3 separate regions of the Homo sapiens genome follow, and all the other regions are linked to region 3. Evidence: read pairs that join two places in POLR2A ChIA-PET (ENCODE). Cell type or tissue: MCF 10A. All regions are shown on one strand.

Region 1 (4,000 bases), 150 kb before region 3:
TTTTCCACTTCAGAGTCTGGGACGCTTGGCATCGAGTAGGAGAGCTGAGGCCCTATATACTGTAGTTCGGTGATTTCAAACATGTGCCTTTGCTTTGATTCATATTTCTCCAACAAAGCTGTGAAATTATCCTGCCTAAGAGACAGTAGATAGGGGAAAAATGGCTGTATTCTTTATCTATACTGCTAGACTGGTCTTGCTTTAGGACAAGAATCAAGCTAGGTATGGATAGAGGCTACCCATAGACTCTCTAAAGGCCCAGGAACTAAACTCTTAGAAACTTTGTGTCTTTGCCTCCAGGAAAGGTGTGCCGTAGCCTGGAAAACTTGGGAATTGGTTCACAATATAAATGTCTCCAAAAACTATAAGTGAAATAACTCTCCAGCTAACTGGCTGGTGATTAAAAATCAATCTTTTCCCCATGTTTGGCACAGGATTATCTTATTTATAGGAGTACAAACAACCTCCCTGCTCCACAGCTTTACTCTCTAATATCCTAGGTTTACCCAGTTGGAAAGCTTAGTGGTAAAGGTTTATTAGCTTGAGTTGAAGAAATCTCATCAAAAATGCACTCAGTCGAGTTTGGCTCAAATATAATTTGCAGTATTGGGTGTGGCAAGCTTGAGGGGAAAGGCATTTCCTCTAAAATACGTAAGGACATAGAAAGCTGGCAGAAGGTTGGCTCACCTAGGATCGTTCTAACACCTTAGGGGTTTGTTCTGATTTTACACCATAGACTAAAACACACTTGTAATTCTCCATTGTTTGTGAGTGATCCACCCCATAGAAGTGGTATTTTCAGATCCTAGTATTATTTGCTCTTCTTTCTTGCCAGACGTCCGATCCCTATCTCTCCCTTTCCTGTCTCTGTGTTACTACAGTTTAGAAGACCAAACTGGACAATGGACTTTGCTCACTATGATGACATGATCTCCATTGACCTCCATTGTATGTACTTTAATGCATGATGATATATTTTGTATGATGAGTTGTAGCTGATGGCTGGTTTGTGAGTTAACTGGGGTCTCAGGTTTTGGTGACTCTGGGTCTAGAAGATGTAGAGAGGTGGTATAGGAGCTAGTGATAGAGGAGCTAGAGGGAATCGGAAGAACTAATAGTAAATGATTTGGACTGAAAAAGGAAAAGACTTTGATGATAGCCAGAAGACTTGAGGGCATAAAAACTTTTCAGATCAAATGATGAAATTAGTAAGAATGCCAATCTGGATTCTGCACATGATCTTTGGACCCTAATTGCCCAACTTAAATTTTCTCTATATTATTCTCATTGCCTCTAGTAAAATAGTTACATAGCACTCAAAGTTACTAAATTTAGTGTGTGACCATTCTAGTTGAGGGGTTCTCTCCCTCCACTGCCCTCCTGGAGCAATCAAATTGTATCACTTATTTTTGTGCATATCACAAACTACCTATGTTATCTGGCTCTTTGAAAACAATACTATAACTTGTTCAACTTGTATTTTGCACAGTGTCTTGTATTTTGCACAGTGTCTTAGAATGCCTTAGGGTGCTAGTCCTAAATACACTTGCTAAATATTCAATGAATGTGTTGACTTACTCTGGGGAAAGGGATAAGAGAAGCCACCACAAGCACAAGAAAATGCACATAAGCCCTTATCTAAGTGGCTAGAAGCTAAGTCATATGCTGGCAAGCTGGAATCTGCCCCATTCATTCATTCATTTTGAAATGGGTTCTAACTAAAATAAAGTATATTTATTATTTTATGATCCATGTATTGCATCTCAGAACCAGAATTTTGTTTTGTTTTGTTTTGTTTCTGCCCTGGTAGCCTGATCTAAGTTACTTCCAACAGTAACTTAGTAAGTAACAAGCTAAGTGTGCCCCTCTTTTCAGATTTATCTAAGATGCCCAAAAATATTTATGTTTTTTGCTTGTGATATAAAGTTGTTTTTTGGTTTTTTTTTTTTTGCTTGCGATATAAAGTATTTTTTAGTAAAGCTGCTGATTCAGTAGTACTTCACTTTGAGGAAATATGTTTTGAGGTCAGCCTATTGAGAAAGATTTCCTTGTGTCCCTCTCACACGGGTTGCCCATCCTCGAGGTTTTCATAGGCTTCCAGCTTCCTGTTCTCCTTAGCTCAATTGTTCACTATGACTGTGTGCTGGCATCTCGTCAGAGTCTTGCACATTTAAAGGAAGAGGAACTGTCTATGTGTTGACACCATATAAAGGTCTGCTGTATAGCAAGTTATTGTTTTTGTCTCTCTTGGACTAGATTGCCGGTTGCTTTCAACTGTGCTTGTGGGTTGAGCATAGCATGACTCATGACTGTTTAGAAGCTTGAGGATTGCCCTTACCTGATGTGTTAGTAAGTGTTCTCCAGAAAGCACCAATAGGATACATACATATGGATAGAGATGGGATTTATTCGGGGAATTGGCTCATGAGATTATGGAGGCTAAGTCCCACACTATGCCATCTCAAGCTAGACAATGAGGAAAGTCCATAACTGGTTCAGTTTAAGGCTGAAGGCCTGAGAACCCAAGGGGCTATTGGTGCACGTCCCGGAATCCCAAGGCAGGAGAACCTGGAGTTTCTGATGTCCAAGGGCAGGAAAAGAAGGGTGTCCCAGCTCCAGGAGGGAAGGAGGGGGAGAGACAGAGAGAGTTAGGGAGTCAGAGAAAGAGATTTATAATCCCTGAGAAGGAATTGTGATTACTCTTAGATAAAAAAGAACTGACACAAGATATCAAAGATATTTGTATATAGTGAATAGCCATGGATGATATAGTGTCTCCCTCAGGAGCAAAGTTATGTTTACTGCCCAATATAAAAGATTGGGGCTCCCTAAGCTTAAGTTTCCTCTCCCGGAATGCAACCCACTCCATGTGCAGTTGTTACCTGGCCCTCCCTGCATTGCAATGTGGTTATTTGGGTTTGGGTGGGGCTTGGGTAACCAATGCAAGAAAATGCTAATATTCTGGCTACTGCTATTGCTATAACTAATAAAGTCCTTTGTATGGGGGTAGAGGTGGGGAGAGAACTAATAATTTACAGCATAGTGGAAATCTTTGGAAACTTTCTCCCTCTTTCCCTCTTTTTTTATTTGCATTTCCCTGAGGCCTGTTTAAAGACTACTGTGAAAATCCAACCCAGGAAAACCTAAAGTGTCTGAGATTTTTCCTAGAAAATGGAATTCTGGGTTTTTCTGATTTTGTGTGTGCCTGTCTCTAGTTTCTGAAATACTCATTTGAGTAGGGCTTAGATTATGGGTTGTGGTGGTTGAAACAAGTTATTGTGGAGCTGGTTATTAGGTATGTGTGTGGCAAAGGGTAAATTGGGGCTGCCTCCTTGTCTTCACCTTCCTGCTTCCAGGTAAGTTCTTGCTTGCTTGCAGGACAGATTGTGATGAAAGCTTGTTATCCCAGGGTTGAACTCAGGCTATAATCCTGTAATAGAATTAGTAGACTTCGCAGAGAAATTAACCACTAGGCATCTGTCCCACAACCAAGTTCCTTTTGTATGTATGACACATTTATCAGAGCATTTGTAGATAAGGTCTAACTGAGTTCAGTTGGCATTTAATTCATTTCTAAGCCTGGATGATCTTGTAGTAATTGCAGCCAGATGTTGGCTTTATATTTTTATTCCTCGGTCTCAGAGCTAGGCCTTTCTTGGGCAGAGTGAGCTTTGGGAGTGATAGATGAGATTCTTCTCACTAAATGGTTCCATACCTGTGGGAGGGAGTTGAGGGTGGGTAGCTGTTTTTCTATGGTGACAGTTTGGTGCAGTAACCATAGATCATATGAAAGCAAGCAACTAGGTGTTACATTTTCAGCCTTACCTATAAGATTAGTGAGGTTCTGGGTAAAGGTTGACATTAAAGAGGGAGGACAGGAATAGATTTCATTTAAGCAATTAACTGGCCTTTAGAATTGGGGACAGGATATGAGTTGATTAGCTTCTTATTCAGTATTAGAGTATAGAAATGAAACTGTAAGAGGAATAAATTGTCAATC
Region 2 (4,000 bases), 160 kb before region 3:
CAGACTCAGTGATCATCTCAGCAGCTGTCTCAGCAGAGCCAGAGCTCCGCTTCTCCCTGGAGGCTCTCGAGGTGGGGGAAGGAGAACACACATTAGAGGGGACATTTTTGAGCCCAGCTGCCCCTCACAGTGTTCCCTTGATAGGCCACTCTTCCCCTTCTTCCTTCTCTTGGCCTATCCTTCACCATATTTATCCTTCAGGGAACCTGGCACACAAATCAAAGTGTTGTCTTTCTGTTTGGAAGGGAAGCCTTCTTCTTTAAAAAGTAACCTGACATCACCAGCCCTGGCCGGAATTGTTGATGCCCAGATAGAGTTGGCCTCCCCCAGGCTCATCTGTCCTGAGTACCCTTCTCCTCTGCTATGTAGCATGACCCAATCTACTCCCTTTCCCAGGGTAGGACTAGGGCAGCCTCTCCAGATTCTTCTTTGTTACTCCCATTGCAACAAAACAATGTGGTGGGCTCAGAATGAAGGTCGACATTGCTTTTCTGCTTTTCAGCAACTGTCTATTGCTGTTTCTGGGGCTTCTGAGAGAAAGATTTGTGGGACCCTCAGAATTCACTCCTCCCCAGGGCAGAACCTTCAGTAAATTCTGTTGGTGGTGTTCCATCCAACATTTCTTGATCAGCTAATATGTGTATGGCACTGGGCTCTGTAACACAGTCTCAGCCACCTCACCTCCAGGAAGGAAAATCTTGCTTAGGAACGTTGGGCTCAGATAGTGAAGCAGGCTTGTAAAGAGAATTTCCTGCGTGGAAGATCACCATTCCTTGTCTTGCATGGGTTTTTGTCTCATCCACTCAACATACAAATGTTTATTAAGGATCTGGCATGTGCCAAGCACTATGCGAGGCCCTGAGGATAAAAGTGTGACCAACACTGGTCTTAGACCCCCAAAGAACTCACAGTCTAAGACAGACAAATGACATTTTTTTTTTTTTTTTTGAGACGGAGGCTCGCTCCGTCACCCAGGCTGGAGTACAGTGGCGCAATCTCGGCTCACTGCAAGCTCCGCCTCCTGGGTTCACACCATTCTCCTGCCTCAGCCTCCCGAGTAGCTGGGACTACAGGCGCCCGCCACCACGCCCGGCTAACTTTTTGTATTTTTAGTAGAGATGGGGTTTCACCGTGTTAGCCAGGATGGTCTCGATCTCCTGACCTCGTGATCCGCCCGCCTCAGCCTCCCAAAGTGCTGGGATTACAGGCGTGAGCCACTGCGCCCGGCCAACAAGTGACAAATAATTATAACAGTGTGACTAATACCATAGCAGAGGTACATACAAAGTGCAGCTGGGAAGAGGTTGAGAAAGATTCAGAAAGGGAGGAAGGGGGGAAAGAGAGGTAACATTTTTGACAGCCTGGGCAACATAGTGAGACCCTATCTCTACAAAAATAAAAAATTAACTGGGCATGGTGGCACGAATCTGTAGCCCAGCTACTTGGGAGGCTGAGTTGAGAGGATCCCGTGAAGCCCAGGAGTTCGAGGCTGCAGTGAGCTATGATCTTATGATCACACCACTGTACTCCAGCCTAGGTGACAGATTGAGAGCCTGTCCCTAAAAATACAAACAAAAATGGTTTTGAGTTAACAGCCATGTACCAAGTACTGTGCTAAGTACTCGATCTACATCACATAATTTAATCCTTATGATAATCATGTGAGCTGAAGATTAATAATTTACCAAAGGTCATACAGCTGGTCAGTGGCTGACAGAGCCTAAATGTGAATTTAGGATTGTCTGAGGCCAAAGTCAAACCTAGAAGTGGGCATTGTAAACTGCTGGCATCTTGCAGCAGACAATGAGAAGGGCAGTCCAACAGAAGGATCAGCATGTGCAACAGCCTGGAGGAATGAAAGAGAAGTTCACTTCAGAGAACTAGTTCACCAAGGCCCAACATGCCAGAGGGAAAATGGAGAATGATGAGGCCTTAGAAGTTAGAGCCAGCTCGCAAAGAGCCTCGAAACACTATGCTGAAGAAACCTGGACTCAATCCTGTGGACAGTGAAAAGTTTCTGAGGGTTTTATACAAATGGCAACACGGTAATAGCTAACATTTATAAAGCACTTACCATTGGCTAGGCCTCATAATAAGAGCCTGCATGAATTATCTCACTCAATCCTGACAAAGACCCAATGAAATAGTATTATTTTATTCCCACTTTTCAGATGAGGTAATTATCATTTGGAGGGGTTCAGTAATGTGCTCAAGATCATAGACTGGCCTGGGACAGAAGCTTGGCTCTATGTGACTCCAGAGCCCATGCTTTTAACTAGGACCAAGAGAATTAACCCCACGTCCCTGAAGCACCTATATCAGATTACAATGAGTCACTTTCTCTGCCTCTAGAATGGCACTAGTTGCACAGTGAGCTATGATATGATTGCACCACTGCATTCCAGCCTAGGTGACAGTAAGAACCTGTCCCTAAAAAAGAAAAATTAAAAATTTTTTTGAGTTAACAGCCATATTGAGGTACTGTGCCAAGTACTCTATCTACATCAGATAGTTTAATCCTTATGATAATCCTGTGAGTTAAAGGTTTGCTCACAAGAGGAAGATTGACATTGCTTTTCTGCTTTTCAGCAACTGTGTATTGCTGTATCTGGGGCTCCAGAGCATGGGGCTCTAGAGTCACATAGAGCCAAGCTTCTGTCCCTGGCCAGTCTGTGACCTTGAGCATATTAGTGAACCCCTCCAAATGATAGTTACCTCATCTGAAAAGTGGGAATAAAATAATACTATTTCATTCTTGGGAGAAATGAGAAAATGGCCAGACCCTGAAATCCCCTTCTGTGTTGTGTGGTTCAGACAAGGGCTGCACTACCCTATGTTGTCTCGCGATCTGCACTCTAGGTGCCTGTGGGAGCAGGAACTGGGGCACGGGTTCACCAGCAAGAGTAGTTAGAAACAATTCTGCTCTCTGATAAGAAAATAACAGGAGGCAGACTGAGGTCTAGCCCAGGGCCTGGCACATGGTAGGGGCTCAATAAATAGTTTGTGGAAGGGAAGGAAGGACCATGCGGTTGAAGAAGAGATTAAGAAGTGTTTCAGAGGTGAAACGACTAGCCTTGGGGACAGAGGAGATGAGATAAGGTGTATGGTAGAAAATTCAGCATTCCCTCCCGACGTTCTGTCTCATTCTCTGAAATTTCTTCTCCATCACGCACTTCAGGCTGCGATAACGAGGTGGAGTGTAGAATCCGACGAACGTCCTCTACCCCGGGGCGGGTGGAGGTTACCTGGCTGCGGCGGGGAGGTGGGCAGGCGGCAGGGAAGGCGGGGCAGCAGGGCGGGGCCCGGGGCGGGAGGTGTGGCCGGCGGGCGCGGGCCTGTGATTGGGACTCCGCGAGAGGGCCTAGGATTGGAGGGCCCAGGCAGAGCCCGCGAGGAGGTGACGCGGCTGCGGAGGTGACGCGGGAGGTCGCGCGCCCCTTCCGGCGCGGGGAGGGCGCTGAAGATCGGGGCCGCTCGGCCGCAGGCCGCCTCCAGCGCCGCGGGATGTAGCGCGGGGGACCGCGGCCCCCAGCAGAGCCCGCCTGCCCGGCTGTAAGTCTCCCAGGGGCTGCGCGGTGGGCAGGGACTCGGCGGGAGCGCGGGGACCCCGGGGGCCCCGACCCAGGCCTGCGGAGGAGACAGCTGTTGGGGGAACCCGCTCCGACTTGCCAGGGGGCTCGGGCCCCAGCCAAGGAGCCGCCTGGCCTCCAGGCATCCAGCCGGTCAGGTTGTAAACATTTCCGGCCCCTCCCACTGCGCGCCGCCTCCGAGGCGGCCTAGGTGCGGTGGGCGCTCGTCCCCGGCTGTCCCCCGACTCCCGGCAGTCCTGTGAGTGCTGCGCCTTTAGCCCCACGGGGTGGAGATGCATGGGTTCCCCAGATCGGGACCAGAGAGCCAGAGTTAAGCCTGGCCCCGAGGCCGCCGCGCGTGGGGAGGGAGGGCTGCGGGCCTAGGTCGCGAACCGCCTCTCAGCGGGGAACAGCCGCATTGGGTTGCCAGG
Region 3 (4,000 bases):
TTATATTAGAAGGGGAATTGGAACTATTGGTATTTTACTTGTTAGAAGGTAAGGAGAAGTATAAAACATTTCTGTCTCCTTTTGTTCTTACCTTTGTATCTTTACCAATGGTACTTAATATAGTTTCAGTTTATAGCTGCTTTCTCAGTGAGACTCCCAAACTGCTTGGCTTCTGAAAACTTAGAGTACTTACATTATTTTGTATATGGCAGCTTAGGGGTTCTCAGAAATTTGAAAATATAGTAAGATAAATGTGAGAAAACGTGATTAAGTCAAGAAGACTATACTTCAAATCTGAGTTTGAAGTTTAATACAAACCTTTGTTTCAAATTATATCAACTATGTAGGATAACCAGGCTTGTTTTCTGGACCAAAACCTTCTTAAATTTACAATTCATCTGGCTTCTGGTTTTGTCACCTTTAAAATGCAAATTTTTAATTTCCTCCATGATACTGTACTTAGATGTCTGTTTAAGGACAAATGATATTTTTCCATATCACTTTGTGGTATTTGGAGATGAGTAATTTTAAGGGTGTAACTATTAGGCAGAAAAATAGTTGGCTGCTCAGTAAATACTTTTTTGTCTCCCAAATTTTGATAGGAATATATTTATGGCTTTAGTAACTTATTTTCTTGCTTTCAAATGTCTCACATTTGGCCATAGATAGATTCCACAAATTTCTTTTTTTTTTTTTTTTTGAGACGGAATTTTGCTCTTGTTGCCCAGGCCTGGAGTGCAGTGGCTCATCACAACCTCTGCCTCCCGACCTCAGGTGATCCATGCGCCTCGGCCTCCCAAAGTGCTGGGATTACAGGCGTGAGCCACCGTGCCGGGCCTAGATTCCACAGATTTCTTCTTTGTGTCCGGAGAAGGTTTAAATCAAACCCCAGAGGCCACAAGAGACAAAAATTTTTCAGCTTTAACTTCTTGTGGTTACTAGTTTGATTCCTTCATCTTTATAGCCAAGTGTAAAACTGCCCTTAAATGTTTTAATACAGTCACCATTTTTGAGTGAGCCTGTTGGTTCCACTCCTAGAGAAGAGGGAGGAACTTATACACTTCTTTGTATGGTAGAAGTGTTAATGATATGGAGCTCATTTACTCCCTTTCCAGCGTATCATTCTCCCTAATTTGGGGTTTGATCGACTTAGGCCTAACCCTCTCTCTGTTTTCCCTATTTCTTTGGTGTCATGAAATCTTTCCCTACTTGTATCTTTGGCCACTTTAAGCCTTTAACGTTTAGAGAAGAGGCTTATCAGTAGAAACATCCTTGAGCAAAGGAAGAACTTATAACTACTTAAAAAAAAAACCCTTTTATTGAAATATACCATACAATTCACGAATTTATGATGTGTAATTCAGTGGTTTTTGATATTTTCAGAGTTGTACAACCATCACCACAATCAATTGTAGAACATTTTCATCTCCCTCAAAAGAAACCCTGAACTCACTTGTAACTACTTTTTTTTTCCTTTTTTTAAATTATACTTTAAGTTCTAGGGTACATGTGTACAACGTGCAGGTTTGTTACATATGTACACATGTGCCATGTTGGTGTGCTGCACCCATTAACTCATCATTTACATTAGGTATATCTCCTAATGCTTTCCCTCCCCCCTCCCCCGACCCCTAACTACCTTTTAAGACAAATTTAGGACTATAATGCCCAGGAGAAAAACCTGGTAGGAGGTTGGATTAAGTCCTACAGTTCTAGGCCACAAATGTCTACCTTTTTTTTTTGAGATGGAGTTTTGCTGTTGTTGCCCAGGCTGGAGTGCCATGGCGCAACGTCATGTTGCTCACTGCAACATCCGCCTCCCGGGTTCAAGCGATTCTCCTGCCTCAGCCTCCTGAGTAGCTGGGTGGGCATGCACCGCCACGCCCGGCTAACTTTGTATTTTTAGTAGAGACGAGGTTTCACCATGTTGGTTAGGCTGGTCTTGAACTCCTGACCTCAGGTGATCCACCCACCTCGGCCTCCCAAAGTGCTGGGATTACAGACGTGAGCCACCGCACCTAGGCCACAAATGTCTACCTTAAAGCTAAAACAAACTTCATTTGTTGTAGTTATTGAATGGGTGTTTAGCTAAATTTGACTTTGCCAGTGGTAAATTGGGCACATTAGTAGCCACAAACATATCTACCCAGTTGTAATTCTTAGTGAACTAATAAACAAAACGTGTAGACTTTAAGAATGTAATGTGAATGATATTGCAAATATGAGTCAGCTAAAGATTTGAGTCCCCACCCCCACTGGAAAAATTTCCTTCCCTTCCTATGGTTATAGGGTATGGTTTTAAACATGCAATCTAAACTTTTAAAAGAGCGAAATGAGTAGAGAATTACCTTTGAAAAACATTAATAAACATTCTCTATTAAAAGCCAGGGCCTGAAATTTCCTTTTTTTTTTAATCTCACTCTGTCATCCAGGCTGGCATGCAGTGTTGCAATCAAGGCTCCCTGCAGCTTCCACTTCTTGGGCTCAAGTGCTCCTCCCTCCTCAGCCTCTAATAAATTGTAGGGATGCGGTTTCTCAGTATGTTGCCCAGGCTGGTCTTGAACTCCTGGCTTCAAGCAGTTCTCCCGCTTTGGCCTCCCAAAGTGCTGGGATTACAGGCATGGGCCAGTGCACCTGGCCTGAATTATTTTGTTGAGACACTGATAAGAAAAATTAAGAGAAAATTATTAAACCTTAATTTTATTCTTTCTCTGTTTCTAGGGTAATTTTCTTTATGACCTGTTGGCCTAGACTTAGAGTATTAGAGTATTTCAGGTTGATAGATTAGTGAAAAATGTGTTTACTGGTTTACATTTATAAGTGGGTAGAAATCTGCCAGTGGGGGAATTTTCTCTTGGGTAAAAAAATACAGGGCTGGGCATAGTGGCTCGTGCCTGTAATCCCAGCACTTTTGGGAGGCCTAAGTGGGCGGATCGCTTGAGGTCAGGAGTTCAAGACCAGCCTGGCCAACATAGCGAAACCCTGTCTCTACTAAAAATATAAAAATTAGCTGGGCATGGTGGCAGGCGCCTGCAATCCCAGCTACTCGGGAGGCTGAGGCAGGAGAATTGCTTGAACCCAGGAGGCAGAGGTTGCAGTGAGCCGAGATCACTCCATTGCACTCTAGCCTGGGCAACAGGCTCAAAAAAGAAAACAAACACAACAACAACAACAACAAACAACAACAACAAAAAAACAGTGTAAACTATTTGATTAAAAAAAATGAACCCTGTTTAAATGCTGTAATGGGACCTTTTTGTAGACTTTTGTAACCTTTCATTGTTGCCTTAATTGGACCCCATTAAGGTTGGCTGTAGAAAAGGATAAGGGAAAGCCCGTGCCCCTAAAATGAAAGTGCTAATTAGGTTTCTGGTGTTCAGGGTTTTTTGAAGCCTATGCGTGTACTTCTTTCCAAATGCCATCTATAGGTTTGAAAAACTACTAACCTAGGAGTACCTTGCTTTCATCCTTGGACAGTCCTCTCAGTGTTGAGATTGTTGTGCAATTTTTTTTTCTCTAAGAGAATTTGGTATTTTCTAATATACCTGTTATAGTACAGATCATTGGCAGCCTCAAAAAAAAAAAAAGATGGAATGAAGGTTGGGAACTGGAGGGCTACACATTCTCAAATTTAAGTTTGGGTCTCTTGAAGGGGACTCACCAGAGGGCGTACCGACAAGTCTCTTTGGGGTGAGTGGGTGGGTGAGTTGATACCTTGGGAAAGCCATATTCTTAGGCTGCTGCCATTGACTTTTGATTATTTAAAGTTTGAGATACTAATAACTGGATTTATAAAATCCAGATTGTGAGAAACTTGTTTTAGACATAAGAATGGTATGCAATTGAGAAGTATTTCTTAAGTATTTATTAACTGCTGTGTCCTTGCATGGGATTAAAGAGGAAAAATTAATATGAAAATTAAATGAAAATTGTAAATAAAAATTAAATGAAAAATTAAATTGTACACTTCCACAAATTCATTCAGAAATGTTTCTTTTTC

What was found. Peaks named below come from ENCODE experiments on the same cell type or tissue, not always from the same donor. Only the 100,000 strongest peaks of a DNase experiment are listed, where the experiment ranks them.
Region 1: POLR2A ChIA-PET joins it to region 3 with 9 read pairs; 6 of 35 experiments call an interaction of 5 or more read pairs at or near these places.
Region 2: POLR2A ChIA-PET joins it to region 3 with 5 read pairs; 5 of 35 experiments call an interaction of 5 or more read pairs at or near these places.

The regions. Positions count from the first base shown.
Region 1 is chr1:202,951,189-202,955,188 of GRCh38, reverse strand. The region is part of intron 1 of ADIPOR1 (adiponectin receptor 1); the gene reads left to right. Among named protein-coding and RNA genes, the nearest start is that of ADIPOR1, 5.1 kb to the left of the region's middle. In MCF 10A, no CTCF peak of the experiment used is centred here; a DNase peak (open chromatin) is centred at 2,188.
Region 2 is chr1:202,957,737-202,961,736 of GRCh38, reverse strand. It overlaps ADIPOR1 (adiponectin receptor 1), which reads left to right and starts at 3,425. Exons shown (of 8, transcript NM_015999.6): 1 at 3,425-3,552. RefSeq lists silencers at 2,847-2,896, 3,197-3,756. In MCF 10A, a CTCF peak has its summit at 3,576; DNase peaks (open chromatin) are centred at 2,336 and 3,356.
Region 3 is chr1:202,801,566-202,805,565 of GRCh38, reverse strand. The region is part of intron 1 of KDM5B (lysine demethylase 5B); the gene reads left to right. Among named protein-coding and RNA genes, the nearest start is that of KDM5B, 4.9 kb to the left of the region's middle. In MCF 10A, no CTCF peak of the experiment used is centred here; a DNase peak (open chromatin) is centred at 2,455.